Linked DNA regions of Homo sapiens: region 2 is linked to region 1. The links are chromatin contacts, found by Hi-C or POLR2A ChIA-PET in ENCODE. All regions are on one chromosome and are shown on one strand. Each heading gives the region's core, a stretch centred on a gene start or an enhancer-like site at or near the end of the contact. The rest is flanking DNA. Distances are from core to core; before and after follow the strand shown. Region 1 overlaps MIR3681HG (MIR3681 host gene). Region 2 has its middle 51 kb from the start of MIR3125.

The links. Hi-C counts contacts between places; a loop is a spot of excess contacts on that map. ChIA-PET counts read pairs that join two places held with the same protein, here RNA polymerase II (POLR2A).
Region 2: a map of endothelial cell of umbilical vein shows a loop between it and region 1 (6-fold over the local background). The contact joins two enhancer-like sites. A Hi-C loop is called at or near these places in 1 of 168 maps with a recorded cell type or tissue (endothelial cell of umbilical vein). POLR2A ChIA-PET finds 5 or more read pairs at or near these places in 2 of 52 experiments (H1 and endothelial cell of umbilical vein).

The regions. Positions count from the first base shown.
Region 1 is chr2:12,553,754-12,556,453 of GRCh38, forward strand. The region is part of intron 4 of MIR3681HG (MIR3681 host gene); the gene reads left to right. Among named protein-coding and RNA genes, the nearest start is that of TRIB2, 160 kb to the right of the region's middle. Within about 2 kb of position 1,364, at least 5 of the 41 ENCODE cell types and tissues checked have a DNase peak (open chromatin) inside an H3K27ac peak, as active enhancers do.
Region 2 is chr2:12,786,638-12,789,337 of GRCh38, forward strand. No RefSeq gene overlaps it. Among named protein-coding and RNA genes, the nearest start is that of MIR3125, 51 kb to the left of the region's middle. Within about 2 kb of position 1,359, at least 5 of the 41 ENCODE cell types and tissues checked have a DNase peak (open chromatin) inside an H3K27ac peak, as active enhancers do.

The DNA.
Region 1 (2,700 bases), core at 114-2,613:
AGGTGTGGTAGTCCCCCGTGGGATGCTGGAAAAGAATACCACAAATTGAGTGACTTGATTAATCTTTTCATAGTTCTAGAGGATAAAAGTTGAAGATGAAGGTGAAGCAGGGTTGGCTTCTTCCTGGCTTGCAGATGGTCACCTTCTCACTGTGTCCTTATGTGACCTTTCATCCTTGTTTGCACATTCCTGGTGTCTCTTCCTCTTTTAATAAGGACACAGGTCTTATCGGATTAGCTTCCCACTCTTTTGACAGCATTTAAACTTAATTAAATTGGTAGAGGATGGGAAATTACTTAATGGTACAGCGTATGCTATTCAGGCAATGGGTACCCTAAAAGCCTTGACTTGACCACTATGTAATCTATACATGCAAAAAAATTACACTTATATCCTGTAAACTTACATGAATAAAAAATTAAATAAGCTTAATTATCTCCTTAAAGACCCTATCTTTAAATACAGTCACATTGGGTTACGACTACTTCCACATGCGGATTTTAGGGGGACAGAACTCAGTCCATAACAACAGAAGACCACTGAAATTGGAAGAGGCGTGTGATTCATTCCAGCTGCTGCACTGCGGCAGATCCCAAGCAGTGGCACTGACAAGCTGTGTCACCAGGCAGAGGCTGACACAAAAGAGCAACCCAGCGGACTAAAGGCCACATCTATAGCAGCTTAGAAGCTGCCTCAGCCTCATGCTGTGGGTCCGGCGCAGGTTAAACAGGCTTGGGCAAGGCTAAGAAGGGACACAGCGGGGGTTGCTGAAGAAGAGTCAGGAGTTTGTCCTCCTAAGACCAGGGCAGTTTAGAGACATCATTATCACATTTGCATCTCTGGTTCCTAGGAGACATCGGGGCACAGGGTAAGTGTTCAATTATTCACCAATGAACTTCAAATGGTTAAATAGTTGAGAACACAGGGAGCTCCCCATTACTGGCTGCATCTGTCCAAGGGGCTATGAAAAGTGGTCGTGCATTGAATGAGACCTTGAAAATCTTGTCCTGGTCTAACAGTCTGACTCTTTGTTTACATAACAAAGTGGATCATAAAAAATCCCCATCTCTTTCTACGTCTGAGTAGATTTTCTTAGTTTACACTGTCATCTTGTGAGCTATGTTTGTATTTTGCATATGCGTTTGCCCCATTTTGGGGTGGCATTTTAAGGGGATGATGACTTATAATGTTCCTTCATTAGAAACATTGTAAAGCAGGATAGGTTTTTATGGCTCTATGTCCTTGTGATGCACATATGTGGGCAGCACTAGTAGTATCTCATCAGAAGCTTTCTCTTCTTTCAACTGGGTCCACAGGTTGAACTCTTCCTATGAGTGGAGCCCTAGCACTGCTCATTGCCCTGCCTGGCAGTGGTGTGGGAGGAGCCATGGCCCACCGGCCCCAGATCTTTCTAAGGGGGACACTGAATTACATTGTTCATCTCAAGAGTTAAACTAGACAAAGTGGGCCCAAACCTAATAAGACAGCCCATTAGGAACATTTTCTGTGCTTACATCTTACTGACTTTTATCATAAATTAGAGATTTTGAAGAGAATGAGTCATAGAAAAAGAAAAAATAATAACCTGGTTCAGCAATCAGCATATTATATCTCCCCAGTGACTCATAACATCAGACTCAAGTCAGGACAAACAGAGTTCCTGTCAGAAAGAAGTGCAGTTAAAAATAAAAGCAAAAATAGGAAGGGGTGGGCGGGCAGGGTGGGGGGAGCAAAACCTTTTAAACTGTGCCTAGAACTCTCCCCAGCCTGGATTCCCTAATGAGGGATTTGAGGTGCAAATAGGCTGAAAAGCCTGAGTCAGACAGCAGGAGGAAGCAGCTCCCAGGGTGCAAAGACAAATGGATTTCTTAATAAAATCCTCCAGGAAAAGAAAAGCAGCAGAAACCATGAAGTATGGATTATTCGTTAAATACGAAAGGGGCCTGCAAGAGGGCTTCTCCTAATGAAATCGTGGCACAATTTCATGAAGAAACACAGGTTTCAGAGTTAAACCAACTTGCATCTTAATTGTGGTTCCACCAAAATTGGCCGTGCAAGCTTGGAAGGATCCTTGGTTTTCACATCTGTTGGATGAGGATAACAAGCCACAGCACAGAGCTGTTGTGAAGATTGACCGATGCTAAGCATGTAAAGCACTTAGCATGGTGTACACATTTACAGGAAAAAAGACTGACATTAAATAATAATTTGTCTTAAAACTATAGATGAAAATACATCTGGACAGAGTTTGCTGAAGCTTTAATTGATAGACTCAGATAAGTGTCTATCAAGCATGTCACAGAATCACAGCTTCGTAAGAGTGGATTCAGATGCCGCTGACTAAGGCCATGGTACCCTTGAACATTTTATTACAGCAGAAAAGGTTAAGCAGCTTTGGCTGGTCCAATAGTTTCCCTGTTCTACATGAGTTCCTCTTCTTCGGTTTCTCCCCAACCAGCCTAGCCAGTGCTTTTAGTGCACATTTGAAAACCCAAAAATAAGTTTGCAGCCAAGCAACTTTGGATTAAGCTTTGATTCTTCCAGTTACTACCTATGTGACATTGGCGAGATGCTTCACCTTTCTAAGCCTTAGTGGCACACCTGTGAGATGAAGTAAGTAGCTACTATCTTAAACAGATGCTATGGAATTTTGAATGAAGAACTTGAAATGTCTAGCATAGTTTGTGAGCACAAAAGTAA
Region 2 (2,700 bases), core at 109-2,608, 230 kb after region 1:
AGTCTCTAGGAAGTTCTAAACTTCCCAACATTTTCCTGTCTTCCTCTGAGCCCTCCAAGTCTCTAGGAAGTTCCAAACGTTCCCACATTTTTCTGTCTTCTGAGCCCTCCAAACTGTCTCAACCTCTATCCGTTACCCAGTTCCAAAGTTGCTTCCACATTTTTGGGTATCTTTACAGCAGTGCCACCAGTAGCAATTTAGTGTGTTAGTCTGTCACATGCTGCTAATAAGGACATACCTGAGACTGGGTAATGTATAAAGAAAAAGAGGTTTAATCGAATCACAGTCCCATGTGGCTGGGAAGGCCTCACAATCGTGGTGGAAGGCAAAAGGTACATCTTACCTGGGGACAAGCAAGAGAGGATGAAAGCCAAGCAAAAGGGGAAACCCCTTATAAGACCAATAGATAACTTGAGACCTATTCACCACCACAAGAACAATATGAGGGAACTGACCCCATGATTCAATTATCTCCCACCAGGTCCTTCCCACAACATGTGGGAATTATGGGAGCTACAGTTCAAGATGATATTTGGGTGGGGACACAGCCAAACCATATCAAATATTGTAGTTATTTTAGGTCTTACTTGATCAAACACAAAAGTCTAACAACGTTAGTTCAATTTTTGTGTAATTCAGTCTCAAAAATTACTGTCTTTTGGTTTCTCAACTTGGGCTTCATTTTGAGAAAAATTATACTTTATTATCATTACTCCTCTTCTCTAATGGGATAGGATATGGGTTATATTGGGTTCTTTTTCTCTGGCCATGTTCTCTGTCATTTCATTTAATCTTCATAATGGCAATATGGGTAGAAATTCTTATTCCAGTTTTACAGATGAGGAAAATGGAATTCAAAAAGACTAAGAGACTTGCATGAGAGCATACTTCCAAGTAAGTGTGAAAGCTAGGCTTCCAATTCTGGTTAATTTATCTCAAAGCATATAAGGCTTACACTACTATACCCTATCTACCTCTCACATAATTTACCACATTATTTTGTAATGCTTACTCATTTGCACCTCCTACAAGTTTTTAGTATCCTACTATGCAGAGAATATAATGTATTTACCTTTGAGTTCCTTGTGTCTAACAGAATGCTTTATTAAGAGTGAACATTTAGTGAATAAATGAATGAATAAATTAATACTAGTAAGTATGACCAGTTTATTCTGCTGAATGACGTACATATTAAAACGATTAGAAACCTATTACCGTCTTAGATCCACTCACCCAAATAAGGCATGTAGGGCTGCATATATGGCTAGCTGGAACCATAGGCAATGATGGGGTGGTTGGAGTCTGTTATTCTCTGTCTTGAGGCAAGCCAGGTGATTCATCACATGGGGTGGGAGAGGATTGTTGGAAAAAGGATCTGAGAGGAAGTTAGGGTCAAAGAGAGGATGTGGAAGTTGAACCATGGTTCACACAAGAACCGGGAACAAATCCAAAGGAAAAGGAGTTCCAAAAGAAAAGAATTTATTTCTCTCTCCTTAGAATTCCATTCCATTGTATGAGCAATGTTTGGAGAAAGGACAGAAGAGAGAAAGGGAAACAGAAAGACAATATTTTCCTAAGTTGTTCTTTGTTAGGCGCTGTAATGGAGTGGAATGAGACCTGGATATGGCGTCAGAGAGACTGGGGCTCAAGAACTGTGCTCTGACATTTATTAGCTGTGGGCAAATAACTTAACATGTTTAAATCTTCATTTCTCATCTGTAAAATATGGTTGATACTATCCAACTTAAAAATCACAGTGCAAATTAAATGAGATAATCGTTGTGAAAATGTCTAGCATGGTGTCAGCCACGTATTAAATGTTCCGAGAGTGTTTACATAGATGACTAAGAAAAGCTTTAGTCTTCCTAAATATTTTCCAGGAAAGACTATCATGATGGGAACTGTTGGACAGGCAAGTCAGTAAATAGCAAGAAGGACTTGACCTTCTGTGTCTCCGGGATCCCACAGTTGCATAGACTTGGTGAGAGACTAATATGAAACAAATGTGTACTAGAAATATATTTTCTAAGCAAGCTCTCTTCCTGAGGAGCTGGGGAAGAGATTAAATCCTTTTCTGCCTGCATTCAACATGGATCTCCTGAATGGTGGTTGGCTGCCAAGCACTGTCTTGGACCTGGACAGACAAAGATGCAAAGACAGTGCTCCAGTTCTCTAAGGAATTGTGGTCTGTGGAGTCAGAAGGATATTTAGTGAGTGTTTTTCTATGTTGGGGAGGGCTGCTATATTGATTAAATTATGCATTCAGACACAAGTCACAGTTTTTGAGCTCCTTCATTGTTGTTATTTTTACACACACGTTTTCCAATTTAATTCTCACTAAAATGCCTCATGTTGTCATATCCATCTCTGCATTAGATGACAAGATGAAAACACAGAAACTAGGCATTGGTTTTAAGTTATTAAATTATAGGAGAAATGATCCAATTTAAAAATCAATGTTTTATATGTAAAGGGCAATCATGAAAAATATCCACACAAAATCTTGGAAAATATTAATATAATTATTCAGTTTATTTAGAGAAATGAGTAAGTTTTTCCTAACTGCTCTCACTGCAAACCCCAAAATGAAAAAAACAAAGTTAGAGGCAAATACTTTACATTGGATTGATACTAGGGGATGAATGTGAACCTCAACAATAACACTTCAATAAGTGGTATTTTACATTAAGCAGTTTTTCT